Linked DNA regions of Homo sapiens: all the other regions are linked to region 1. The links are chromatin contacts, found by Hi-C or POLR2A ChIA-PET in ENCODE. All regions are on one chromosome and are shown on one strand. Each heading gives the region's core, a stretch centred on a gene start or an enhancer-like site at or near the end of the contact. The rest is flanking DNA. Distances are from core to core; before and after follow the strand shown.

Evidence for each region. A loop is a pair of places that touch in the nucleus more often than their neighbours do. ChIA-PET counts read pairs that join two places held with the same protein, here RNA polymerase II (POLR2A). Pooled maps may share reads with other maps.
Region 2: a loop to region 1 is called in a pooled map, with 5 times the contacts of the local background. The contact joins the promoter of CIC here to the promoter of TMEM91 in region 1. A Hi-C loop is called at or near these places in 1 of 168 maps with a recorded cell type or tissue (CD8-positive, alpha-beta T cell) and 6 of 50 pooled maps. POLR2A ChIA-PET finds 5 or more read pairs at or near these places in 2 of 52 experiments (CD4-positive, alpha-beta T cell and HEK293).
Region 3: a pooled map shows a loop between it and region 1 (4-fold over the local background). The contact joins the enhancer-like site here to the promoter of TMEM91 in region 1. A Hi-C loop is called at or near these places in 4 of 50 pooled maps. POLR2A ChIA-PET finds 5 or more read pairs at or near these places in 2 of 52 experiments (PC-9 and naive thymus-derived CD4-positive, alpha-beta T cell).
Region 4: a loop to region 1 is called in a pooled map, with 4 times the contacts of the local background. The contact joins the promoter of RABAC1 here to the promoter of TMEM91 in region 1. A Hi-C loop is called at or near these places in 4 of 50 pooled maps. POLR2A ChIA-PET finds 5 or more read pairs at or near these places in 2 of 52 experiments (WTC11 and naive thymus-derived CD8-positive, alpha-beta T cell).

The regions. Positions count from the first base shown.
Region 1 is chr19:41,375,045-41,378,249 of GRCh38, forward strand. TMEM91 (transmembrane protein 91) reads left to right here and starts at 1,489. Exons shown (of 4, transcript NM_001098821.2): 1 at 1,489-1,810. RefSeq lists a silencer at 1,605-1,734.
Region 2 is chr19:42,267,582-42,270,786 of GRCh38, forward strand. It overlaps CIC (capicua transcriptional repressor), which reads left to right and starts at 1,671. Exons shown (of 21, transcript NM_001386298.1): 1 at 1,671-1,800. RefSeq lists an enhancer at 661-1,170.
Region 3 is chr19:40,603,982-40,607,186 of GRCh38, forward strand. It overlaps LTBP4 (latent transforming growth factor beta binding protein 4), which reads left to right. Exons shown (of 30, transcript NM_001042545.2): 2 at 1,054-1,245; 3 at 1,424-1,671; 4 at 1,748-1,850; 5 at 2,252-2,326; 6 at 2,423-2,545. Among named protein-coding and RNA genes, the nearest start is that of LTBP4, 4.2 kb to the left of the region's middle. RefSeq lists silencers at 1-44, 1,629-1,878 and an enhancer at 2,242-2,536. Within about 2 kb of position 1,435, at least 36 of the 41 ENCODE cell types and tissues checked have a DNase peak (open chromatin) inside an H3K27ac peak, as active enhancers do; they include PC-9, where a contact is called at or near this core.
Region 4 is chr19:41,957,711-41,960,915 of GRCh38, forward strand. It overlaps RABAC1 (Rab acceptor 1), which reads right to left and starts at 1,611. Exons shown (of 5, transcript NM_006423.3): 1 at 1,527-1,611; 2 at 1,026-1,238; 3 at 576-673. The coding sequence starts at 1,582. RefSeq lists silencers at 819-888, 1,339-1,588 and an enhancer at 1,699-1,988.

The DNA.
Region 1 (3,205 bases), core at 239-2,738:
ATGAACATCACTGTACCACGTGACAATCAGAGCATCACCCCCTACTGGACCCCACTCCTCAGCCTTCTTTCCCTAGAAACTCCTAACCCACCTGCCTCTGCTTCCTCCTCACCCATTGGCTTAGCAAGGGCCACAGGAACACAGCCCGGGGTTACAATATGCTGGGCTTGGTACCAGCTGTTTACTGTGGCCAAGTGAGCATGCAAGTGAGCCCGTTTATTTTCTTTTCTTTTTTTTTTTTTTTTTTTTTTTTTGAGACGGAGTCTTGCTGTTTCCCAGGCTGGAGTGCAGTGGCGCGATCTCGGCTCACTGCAAGCTCCGCCTCCCGGGTCCACGCCATTCTCCTGCCTCAGCCTCCCAAGTAGCTGGGACTACAAGCGCCCGCCACCAAGCCCGGCTAATTTTTTGTATTTTTAGTAGAGACAGGGTTTCACCGTGTCAGCCAGGATGGTCTGGATCTCCTGACCTCGTGATCCGCCCGCCTCGGCCTCCCAAAGTGTTGGGATTACAGGCGTGAGCCACTGCGCCCGGCCCGTGAGCCCGTTTCTTTATCTGCAAAACAGGGATTAAAAACAAGCCAACACCCCTTCAGCACTCCTCCGCAAAAAAACACCCCAAAACAAAATAGGCCAGGCGCGGTGACTCACACCTGTAATCCCACCGCTTTGGGAGGCCGAGGCTGCAGTGAACCCAGGAGTCTGAGGCTGAAGCGAGCAATGATTGCGCCACTGCCTTCCAGCCTGGGCGATCAGAGCAAGACCCCGTCTTTTAAAAAATAATAATAAAAAAAAAATCTGCCGGGCGCGGTGGCTCACGCCTGTAATCCTAACACTTTGGGAGGCTGAGGCGGGCAGATCACCTGAGGTCAGGAGTTCAAGACCAACCTGACCAACACAGCGAAATCTCATCTACTAAAAATACAAAAATTAGCTGGGCGTGGTGGCTTGCCCCTGTAATCCCAGCTACTCGGGAGGCTGAGGCAGGAGAATCGCTTGAACCCGGGAAGCGGAGGTTGCGGTGAGCCGAGATCACTCCACTGCACTCTAGCCTGGGCGACAGAGCAAGACTCCGTCTCAAAAACAAAACAAAACAAACAAAAAAACCAAAGTAAAATAGCAGCGACAACAACAACAACAACAAGAAAAACCCGGAGCTGAGAGGAAGAATGAATGCGATGATGAATGTAAAGCGTTTAACACAGGGCTTGGGTACAGTCTGCCCTCAATGAACCAATGATGTACCCCTAGGCAATTTACCTAACCTCGGCTTGCCAGTTTCCTCCCGCGTGAAACAGGACAATAAACGATTATGCCTCTTAGGGTTGTGCTGAGGAATACATGTGTATGTAAGTTTATTTGCAAAGCACTTAGAACAGGGCGCACGGTCCTTGTTGCTGTTATTATTATTGGCTATTATTGCGCAAAGGGGAAGGGAGGCGGGGCCAAGCCAGGAAGGCCCTGGAGAATCCGGGGTGCCCCCTCCTCCGGCAGAGCTTGGGCCTGGGCTCACGAGGAAGGGGCTGCAGTTCTCCAAGGATTCCCGCCTGCTCCCAGACCCCCGGGAGTCGTAGGAACCCGTTCCTGGACGCTGACGTCGGCTTTCAGGGATCCCTCGCCGGACGCCGCGGAGGGACAGAGCCTGGGAAGCCGTCGCCCCGCCCCGTCCCCGCCCCCGCGCGCAGCGGGCCCGGGGCGCTGAGACCCGCGTAGAGCAAAGCGCAAGGTCCCAGCGCCCCTTGGATCCTCGGTGGCAGGGTCCGGGCAAGTGTCATTGCGAGGGTTCAGGAAGCCCCGGCCTGTGATCGTGAGCGGTGAGTGAGGGACGTAGGTGGGTGGGGGTCACAGTCCCTTCCCTGGGTCCTGGAGTTGGGGATGAGAGGGCAAAGCTTTGGCGAGGAAATCGGCTCAGTCAAGGTTTGGAATGAGCAGGCAGGAGGCTTGGGGACCTTCCAGGGGGATCGTAGGACGAGAAGAAGAATATTCTTTCTGGTTGTGTTGCGTGTGTACGTGTATGTGTGTGCTGGGGTTGAGGGTGTTTATGGGGGCGAGGTGTGCAAAGGATTCTGGAGAGCTGGTGCATGTGTGGGAGTTGTGTGGAGTCATAGGTGTGTGGGTGGAGTAGGGCAGGGGTGCCTGGGCCTGATGAGTGGGGCAGGCATGCCAGAGGTCATGAGAATAGGAGAGAGTGCCGGGGTGCATGTGTGCGTGTGTGCACAGGTGTCTGTGGTTTGTGATGCAGTGGGGAGTAGGGTTGTGCACGGAGTCAATTGGGATAAATGTGTAAGAAGGTTGGGGACCTGAAAGGGGTGTTTTCTGGGAGCTGATGTTTTGGGGCAAATATTCAAGGAGTCCTTTGGGAGATGAATGTGTGGAGGTGGAGGCTGGGCTTGCCTAGATGGGGCTGTGTGGCAGGGGACTTCGGGGGGCAGGTCTAGGGGACAGAGGATGGGGAATGTAGACTAGAGTGCAGTTCCAGGCAGCACTGGGGGTAGGGGATGGGTGTGTGTGTGACTGGGAGGGGTGCCTGGGCCTGGATAGGTGGTCACGCGGTATGAACCTGGGATGGATATTGGGGGTGTTTGTGGGGCAGGTAAGTGTGTAAGGCATGGTGCAACAGGTGCTGCAACTTATTGGGGTAAGTGTGATGGGTATGTGGCTTTTGCCTGAGAGAAATGCCCAGAATTTGGCTGGGTGCGGTGGCTCACGCCTGTAATCCCAGCACTTTGGGAGGCCAAGGCTGGTGGATCCCCTAAGGTCAGGAGTTCGGGACCAGCCTGGTTAACACAGTGAAACCCTATCTTTACTAAAAATACAAAAAAAAAAATTAGCCGGGCATGGTGGTGGGCGCCTGTAATCCCAGCTACTCGGGAGGCTGAGGCAGAATGGTTTGAACCCGGGAGGTGGAGGCTGCAGTGTGCTGAGATCATGCCACTGCACTCTAGCGGATCTGCAGTGGTGGATCTGCCTGGGCAACAGATGGAGACTTTGTCTCAAAAAAAAAAAAAAAAAAGAGAGAGAGAGAGAAATGCCCAAAATTGAATGTCCAGACCCCTGAGTTCTCTTCATAACCTGAGGCCAATCTTTTTTTCTCTCTGGGCCTCAGCTTCTGTATCTGTAAAATGGGTCTGAGGACCACTGCACTAACTAGTCTCTGCCTGAGTCTCTCTAAAGCAAGGGGTCAGAGGTTGAGTGAAGTGAGACTTTTA
Region 2 (3,205 bases), core at 421-2,920, 890 kb after region 1:
GGACTTTCTCATAGATGTGAATATCCTTCATATTCCATGAACCCCATTGGACAACTAATATTTCTTCTATGCTATGAACTAGCTCTATGCCCTAGCACATTCTTTCACACGTAGTTTGAGTGTTTCATGGACAGTATGACTTGCAATAGACTGGATGCAGTTTCCTCACAAGTGGTGTGAATTCCAGTGTGGAATCTGAACCTGTCACAGGCAAAAGAAAGCCTCCCTGCGGCCAGCGTACCCATATTGCTTCCCATTAGCCTCGGACCAGGGCGAATACAAAGTGGAGGGCATAGATGCATTGCAGACAGGTTCACCATCTGGTTGTAAACCCGTATCTGGGCAGCAGGCATCTACTACAAACAGGGCATCTCCCTGTCCTCCTCCACTCCAGTGTGATACCCTCCTACCCCTGGGATCTTTAAAAATCTGCCTCTGTCAGGGGCGTACACCCACAAAGTGTAGCTCTCCACGTAATGCAGTGCGAAGCCCCAAGAAGCGCTGCATTTCGTCATCTCGGCCCCCTGCCCCAATGCCTAGTGGGCTGTCAAACTGCGCTGTCCTAAATGTCAAACTCTTGGAGGAGGTGACCTGTCCCCCGGGCCCCAGGCCGCGCGCGTTGCCTATACTGCAGCGCGCGACACCCCACAAGCGCGCGTTCTCTCCCCTCCCGGTGGCAACAGGGCTTTCCGCGGGGCCGCGCCAGACTTTTCGAGACCGTCAATTGGTCGTAGTCCCGGCCACCCGGCAGCCAATCAACAAGGGGAAAGGTGACATCACTGGTTCTCCTCCCCTCCCCCAATCCAAACTTCCCTACTCCGTCTACCGGCAGCAACAACCACGTGGGGGAGGGGTAAGAGAGTAGAACCGGTGAGGTCATTGCACCGCCCCGGCCGCTGCTGATTGGCTGCGGGGCTCGCGGGTGGCGGTTGGCTGCTCCTTGCACCTCCCCCTCGTGCCGCTACCGCTGCCACTGAGAGGAGCCACCGGCGACGCCAGAGCCAGGAATACGGGTGAGTCGGGGCCCTGGGTCTAAGATACTCCTGGCGTCCAGTGAGACTCACGACGAACTGCCCTTTTCGACTTTTTCTCCTCGCCGGGTTTCTTTGGTGCTCCAAGCACTCTGTCACATGGGAGTTGTAGTCTGCCTTGTACTGTCGGCTATGGGCCGAAGACGTGAGAAGACTACGGTTCCCAGCAGGAACTGCGACTAGCCGGTCAACAAACGTTCGGGCCACGCCTTCTACCTCCGTTCATTGGACAACCCGTCCCTTAGCCCCTCCTCCTTTCATTTCATTGGCTACTGTCCCTCACAGAGGCTGGGTTCCGGCCTAGGCTGCATGGCGACTGGGTACTGTATTTGTCATTTGGAACTAAGACGGCCTGCAATTGGACACGACTGGTGTCCTTCACTTGTTGTAGGGTAGGGCCCTAGGCAGATCAGGCAGTCGTAGGCTCAGGTTGGTGTCGGTCCCGGAGGGAGGCCGGTCTTGGACTTTGGCCCCGCCCCCTAGCGCTGCCCGATGGGCCCAATTGGTCGCCGCGAGCGTCGCTCGTCGTCGAGAGGCGGAGCCGACCAGTCTGCGGATATCTATTGGTCTAGGCTGGCGCCGGTCAGTGGGGTTGTGATCGCTGATTGGCTGGCTGCTCCAGCTGTTGCAGGTCCATTCACCATTTTGTGTGTTGGAGTAAAAAAAAAAGGGAGAATCGAGAGGGAGAGCCGGAGGGGGGGCGGGGAGGGACCGGACCGGACCGAGCCGGGGCCACGGCCCCCCGCCCCGAAACCCCGCCGAGCCCAAGGTGAGGGGCGGGGCCAGGGCTGACACAGGAAAGGGGGGTCCGGGGGGCTGGGGGCCGAGAGGGGACAGGTGGCAGGGACGGGGAGGGGGTACAGGGGGAAAGGGGTGGGCGGAATGGTGGGAAGGGAGGAGGGAGTGGAGGAAGTGGTGGGGGTTTGACAGAAAAAGGGTAACTGGGGGAGGGGGTGGTGGGCAAAGAAGGGTAACAGGAATGGAGGGGTGACAGGACTAGATCAGGGTGACAGGGAGAGGGAGGGGACAGAGTTGGAGAGTGTGACAAGGAGAGGTGATGGGGAGAGAAGGTGACAGGTCCGGAGATGGCTGACAGGACAGTGACTGGGAGGAATAGGTGACAGAGATAAATGGGGGTGACAAGGAGGGGGTGACAGGAGGGGGCCTAGGGCATTTTAACCGAGAGGTAGAGATAGAGGTAGTGACAGGATGAGAGAGAGAGTGTCAGAGAAGCTGGTGCCAGGAGGGCTAATGGGAACAGAGGGTATGAGACCCCAAAGAGCCAGGGCCTGGGCTGGCCTGGGCTCCGGGAGTTACTACTCAGATCTGAGGAAGGTGAGGGCCCCCGGGGCTTGGGTGGGAGTTATTCAGACAGGGTGGACAGGAAGAGAGTAGGCCCTAGGGGAAAGAAAGCAGCTCTGGGGCGAAGAGAGGCTGGGCCAGGCAGCAAGGTCTAGGGGTCCAGGCGGCATAGTTGTAGGCCCTGGGTGGGGTATGCAAAGGTTTGTGCTTGGAAAAAACTGGAGCCAGATCTCAGTCCCCAACATGGTAGTCTAGTGGGTCAGCGGGTATTAGGTGGTGATGGCTGCCCAACTTCTGGGCATTTGGGTGCCAGCCCCGGGACGCCCTCCAGGCTCTGCCTGTGAGGACCCCAGGATTGGCCCAAGAAAGGGCAGGCCTGGGACTCCAGGGTCCACAGGAGGAGCAGGCCCCTAGTGAGAGAGCATGAGGTCAAGGGTCCCCCAGTAGCTGGAAGACTGAGTCGGGGTTGCCTCTCATTGTGTTTGGCTTATGGTTCTGGGTCCCCCAACCCTCCTAGAGGCCTCTGTTTTGGCCTCTCAGGTTCTCTTAGTCACTTCAGAGTAAAGTTTTTTCCCCTTTTCTTTTCTCAGGGCAGCTCGAAAGGGGGCGGGCAGTAATGACTGTTCAGGAAGTGGGTGAGGTTGGCCTGTTGGGCTTGTCCTGCTTTCTTTGACCTTATCCCACCTATCCCCACTTGGAGTTGGAGGGCATATTTGGGGGCCTGCGGGGGGCTAGCCGACTCAGCCACCCTGCCAGAGCCAGCCCAGCCAGGGCGGGGATGCATGCAGGCAAGAAGAGGGGGGCTGGGCTTGCGGGTATCACGCTGGGTGCTGTGGGGGGAGGAGCAGGCTCCCATCCAGTGGGACAGAGAA
Region 3 (3,205 bases), core at 185-2,684, 770 kb before region 1:
GGCGCGTTCCCGCTCGTGGCTCCGCCCCGGTGCTACTGGAGGCTGTAAGGCCGAGCTAGAACTCTAAAGCCCCAGCCAGAAAGAAGTTGGGCGGAGACACAGCGCGGTGGGCGGAACTAGGGCACCCGGACAGCCTGGAGGTGGGGTGGGAGGGGCGTGAACAAGTGAGCCGGGCGAATCAGAGTGCGGAAAGGAAGGTGGGAGGGGCTAGAGGCAGCAGGTTAAGCTCCTGGATAGGCGGGGTTTAGAATCCCGCGGGTAGAAGGTAATGTGAGAGGGGCTACAAAGGGGGCACAGCCAGGGGGCGGAGGTAGGACTTCGTGGACCAAGCAGAGGGAGTGTGGGCGGGCATAGAATGCGAAGGAGACAGAGTTGGGCGGGGAGTTATGCCAGGGAGTGGTTAAAATGTGGTTTGAGTCAATGGAAGGGATCAGCATTGGGTCGGAGGGGCTGGAACAGCAAAGGGTTCCGTCGGACTACGGAATGGGCGGGGTCAGCGCCGTCTGGGCTGGTCTGGAACTCCGTGGACTCAGCCAGAAATTGGGATCCGAGAGGTTGACATGAAAGTGAATAAACAGCCTGAGGGCTGGCTGGGCTCACGCCTGTAATCCCAGCACTTTGGGAGACTGAGGCAGAAGGATTGCCTGAGCCCAGGAGTTCAAGACCAGCCTGGCCAACATAGTGAGACCCCGCCTCTACCAAATTTTTAAAAAACGTAGCCCGATGTGGTGCACGCCTGTCGTCTCAGCTACTTAGGAGGCTCAGATGGGAGGATCACTTCAGCTTAGGAGGTCGAGGCTGCAGAGCCATAATCACGCTACTGCATTCCAGCCTGGGCAATAGAGCGAGATCCTGCCGACTTAGTGGGTGGGACCGTACCTCTGATGGCTGAACAACTGGACTGGGCCAATGCTGATGCCAGAATTGGGGCGGGGCCACATGACAGCTAAGGGCGGAGCGACTTAGAAATGAATGATACCTTGAGGGAGTAGGGACCCCAGGAGAACCTGCCAGGAATGGTGGCGCCCCTGAGTGTCCTCGTTCTCCTCCCAGTCCTGTGTCCCTTGATCTGTCACAATGGCGGTGTGTGCGTGAAGCCTGACCGCTGCCTCTGTCCCCCGGACTTCGCTGGCAAGTTCTGCCAGTTGCACTCCTCGGGCGCCCGGCCCCCGGCCCCGGCTGTACCAGGCCTCACCCGCTCCGTGTACACTATGCCACTGGCCAACCACCGCGACGACGAGCACGGTGAGGAAAGGGTGGCCAGAGTCCCCTCCGACCCCTGTCAAGCATTTCACTTTGCCCCTGACCCTCATATTTCCCGCCTTCCCGAGCACCTTTGCCCAGCTCGCCCTCCCCGCCTTGTCTAGCCCCACCCCGTAAGAACCCGTGTAGACATCCGTTTGCCCGGCCGTGCCTCCCCTAGGCGTGGCATCTATGGTGAGCGTCCACGTGGAGCACCCGCAGGAGGCGTCGGTGGTGGTGCACCAGGTGGAGCGTGTGTCTGGCCCTTGGGAGGAGGCGGACGCTGAGGCGGTGGCGCGGGCGGAAGCGGCGGCGCGGGCGGAGGCGGCAGCGCCCTACACGGTGTTGGCACAGAGCGCGCCGCGGGAGGACGGCTACTCAGATGCCTCGGGCTTCGGTTACTGCTTTCGGGAGCTGCGCGGAGGCGAAGTGAGAGGAGGCCCGTGGGGAGGGGCCCGGAGCTTGCCTCCGCGCGGGGGCGCGCTCACCCAACACTTCCCCGCAGTGCGCGTCCCCGCTGCCCGGGCTCCGGACGCAGGAGGTCTGCTGCCGAGGGGCCGGCTTGGCCTGGGGCGTTCACGACTGTCAGCTGTGCTCCGAGCGCCTGGGTAAGCCCCAGGACGTCCCCGAAGTGCTCGGAGCTGGGGAGTGGTGACAACCTCACCGTTCCTCCTACTCTGCCCTAGATAAACCCAGTTCACAAATTGTAGCCACGCCTACCCCATTGTGGAGGCGACTTCCAGTCCTGAGCTTTTCATACCGCTCTGGGACCACCCACCCCATTTTCTGACTTTGGCCACTCTGTTCTCACCCTGCCTTTGTGCCTTGGCCCCCCACCATATACTTTGGGAGTCTCCAATGTTGCCATTTCAACTGCCAACCTAAGGCTGTCCCTGCACTTAAACTACAGCCAACATCTTTTAGTCCCTCCCACCCCGTCTTCGTCTCTGCCCACTCCATTCTCGCTCTGCCCACCTGTCCCTGGCCCACCCCTCTCCTCTCGCCACAGGGAACTCCGAAAGAGTGAGCGCCCCAGATGGACCTTGTCCAACCGGCTTTGAAAGAGTTAATGGGTCCTGCGAAGGTGCAACGGGGCAGGGGTGGGAGGGGCTTGGTTCTGGGGGCGGGATTTGCAGGGATCAAGTTCCTGACTCCACGGTGACCTCCCCAACCCTGGCAGATGTGGATGAGTGCGCGACTGGCGGGCGCTGCCAGCACGGCGAGTGTGCAAACACGCGCGGCGGGTACACGTGTGTGTGCCCCGACGGCTTTCTGCTCGACTCGTCCCGCAGCAGCTGCATCTGTGAGCAACCAGCAGGGAGCTGAGGCTGGGTCCCGCCCTCCCTGCCCTCAGAAGTCCCAGAGCATCCTGGGGCCTTTAATTCCCTCGGACCCCCCCAGACTCCCGGGTTCCTCTGTCAGCCTTAGAGCCCCCTCAGAACTTCTCAGATTCTTATACAGCTTCAGCATCCCTGGACCACCTTTAGACCTTTCAAGCCTTTTGGATCCAGATCCCTCCAGACTCCCAGACTTTTTTTTTTGGAGATGGAGTCTCGCTCTGTCGCCCAGGCTGGAGTGCAGTGGCGCGATCTCGGCTCACTGCAATCTCTGCCTCCTGGTTTCAAGTGATTCTCCTGCCTCGGCCTCCCGAGTAGCTAGAACTACAGGCGGGCACCACCATGCCCGGCTAAATTTTTTTGTATTTTTGGTAGAGACAGGGTTTCGCCACGTTGGCCAGGCTGGCCTCAAACCCCTGGCTTCAAGTGATCTGCCCACCTCAGCCTCCCAAAGTGCTGGGATTACAGGCGTAAGCCACTGCGCCCAGCTCTCCCAGACTTTCTGGAATCCTTCTCAGACCCCCAAATCCTCTCGTCCCCCTCAACGACTCGACTATCTTCAGATCTTGAGATCCTTCTCAGAGTCTCTCATTCACCACTGACACCCCATTGAGGCTCCAAGCCCT
Region 4 (3,205 bases), core at 361-2,860, 580 kb after region 1:
TACCTAACTGTCCAATCCCAACTCCCTGACCCCACTCCAAACCTTGATTTTCCCCTGGGGGGAATTTCCCCTGGCATTTTGTTTTCCCAGTGGTCCTTGGTACTACTAGTCTGGGAACCACATGAAACATACTCCTCGGCTTCCCTCTCTAAGTTCCAAGTTCTTTCTGGTCACACCCCAGAAAGCAGGAAAAGAAACGGGAACAGATCTAGGCCAGTGTAAGGTGGCCACCTGGTGTCCAGTGTGGGCACCTGCAGCTGATGTTGGCCGCAGAGAGCGGCAAGGGGAGGAGAGAGAGGGGAGGAGTCATGTGGTTTGAAAAGGAGTAGGTTTAAGGCACAGCAGCCAGGTGGATCCTGGGTTTGAGGAATAGCAATTTGAGGGGGCTGAGACTCGATGGAAGGATCGGTTGTGTCTGAGATTTTAAGGGATCAGGTTTGGGGGATCTAGTGTACATCTAGGCTTGGGCGGACTTGGGTTTTGAAGGACTTGGATTTGGGGTCTGAGGTCTGTCTGCATTCCAAAAGACCAAGATTTGAGGGACCAAGGATTCATCTGGGCAGGGGGTTTCTCACCAAAGAGCACAAGCTTGGACTCCAAGGTGCGCAGATAGAGAATGTAACAGGCGCCGAAAAAGACAGCCAGAGCCACCAGCAACATAGGGGACGTCACCCTGGAGGAGGAGTGCAGGGAGGCAGCGGTTAGACAGCTGGGGCTGGGCCAGCCCGACGGCCCTGGCCTTCTCCACCGGCGGGCGGCAAGCTACATCCTGGAGACCAGGGAGGGCCAGGTGACATTTAGTCACACTGCATCCTGGCCAGGGTGATGGTGGGGTAGGGGACCTGGCCCTTTGGTGACAAGGTAGTCTAGCAGAGCCAATCCTTGGGGGCGGGGCCTGGGCGGTGAGAAGAGGGCCCTGGGCGGTGAGAGGAGGGACCGGGCGGTGAAGGGCGGGGCCTGAGCGGCGAGAGGAGGGGTCCAGCCGGTCGGGGCTAGTGCGGGTGCGGGGCCCGGGAGGCACTCACACACAGTACAGGATGAGGCCCAGGAACACGAACACATAGTTGCTCTGGTAGTACTCCACGTTGCGTACGAGGCGCTGGCACAGCTCTCCCAGGTTGCGGGGCCGTGAGAAGCGCTGCTGGTCCACGAAGGTGCTCCAGGGCCGGATGGTCGCGCGGCGCCGCTCCAGCCACTCCCGGCCTGCACCGGAGGGAATCAGCTTCGGCAGCAGGGTCCTGCGGGGGGTGGGGCCGGGTCAGTGGTGGACCGGGATGGAGCCCCAGACCCCCGCAAAAGAAGGGGACTAAGGGTGCCTGGACTCCCTCCCGGGACCCCAGATTCCTGTACAGCAGGCAGGGAGGGGACTAGGGGCCCAGACTCCAGGGTCCCATTAGAGGAGACCGGGGCCAACACTTCTGCGGCTCGGGGCTGGGACTCCAGGCTCTCGAGGGAGGAGGGAGGAGGGGGCCGGGGGCCCGGACTCCCGGGTCTCTGGTCCGAGGGCCTAGAGCCAGCTCGCTCACGTGCCGCTCAGCCCTTCCGCCTCGGCATCTTTCTGCTGGTCCTTCTGCGCTGCCATGTCTGCGTCGTGAGGGGTAGAGCTGCTGTAACCAGCCCGGTACCCTGAAGACCCCGCCGGCCCCGCCCGACGCCGGCCCCACCCAGCGGAGTCGACGTGGCGCAGCCCCGGAGCAGCTGGGGACTGTAGTTCTGCCGCCGAGTATTGTGGGAGTTGTAGTCCTGACGGTGACTAAGAGGATGGGCGCTATGATGGCGGTCTGACTCGCAAAACACCTTGGGAGATATAATCCCAGAAAGTGACGGCGCGCGCCTCTGGGTATTATAGGAGTTGTAGTTTCAGGAGGGTGCATGTGGGCTGTCAGGAGCGAGGGCGTTATGGGAACTCTAACGGCAGAAGCGGGCGTTGTGTACTCTCCCAGGGAAGGCACAATGGGGACCGTGCAGAGCTGTCCTTCTGACTCTAGAGGGCATAAAAAAACACCTGGAGGGCTTGCTAAAACAGATTCCTGGGCCCTAGCCCAGATGTTTTCATTCAGCAAGTCTGGGGTGGAGCCCATAATTTCCATTTCTGAGTTCCCAGGTGATGCTGATGCCCCTGGTCCATGGACTACATTTTGAGTAGAAAGATTTAGATAATTTGTGGGAATTGATTCCTTCCTCAAGAGATTGAGGCTAGTGAGGGGGCCATGGTTGCTGGAGGGGTATCTGAGGTTGCCCCCTGCCCCACCTTGTGGAGTCCCAAAGATGAATGAGTTGGGGCTAGGGACACCTCCGACCCCGCCACACACACCTTTGGAGAGAAGGGAGTGAAGTTGGGAAAGACAAAAGGTTGAGAAGTTTTGTGGGCTTTTTTGAAATGGAGTCTCGCTCTTGTTGCCCAGGCTGGAGTGCAATGGCGCAATCTCGGCTCACTGCAACCTCTGCCTCCTGGGTTCAAGCGATTCTCCTGCCTCAGCCTCCAGAGTAGCTGGGATTACAGGCGCCCGCCACCACGCCCAGCTAATTTTTGTATTTTTTTAGTAGAGACGGGGTTTCACCATGTTGGCCAGGCTGGTCTCGTACTCCTGACCTCGTGATCTTCCTGTCTCAGCCTCTCAAAGTGCTGGGATTACAGGCGTGAGCCATTGTGCCTGGCCCACAGGGCTGGAATTCTAATTGAATTCTAATGGGGTGAACCAGAACAGGGCCTCAAGAAATGTGTGTGGAAGTATAGGGAAGCCTGGGCTCCCTTAAGCAGACTGGGATCCTAATTTTCCAAAGCAGCTGGGTGGGGCTGGAAGGAAAATATCTATATGGGATAACCAGGTGACCTTTTTTTTTTTGAAAATTTTTTTAAGTAGATAAGGGATTTTGCTGTGTTGGCCCAGTAGGTCTCAAACTCCTGGACTCAAGCGATCCTTCTGCCTGGCCTTCCCAAGTATTGGGATTACAGGTGTGAGCCACCATGCCCAGGTTCAAGTGACTTTTTTTTTTTTTTGAGACGGAGTCTCACTCTGTCGCCAGGGCTGGAGTGCAGTGGCACAATCTTGGCTCACTGCAACCTCCACCTCCTCCTGGGTTCAAGCGATTCTCCTGCCTCAGCCTCCCGAGTAGCTGGGATTACAGGCGCCCGCCACTATGCCCAGCTAATTTTTTGTATTTTTAGTAAAGATGGGGTTTCACCATGTTGGCCAGGCTGGTC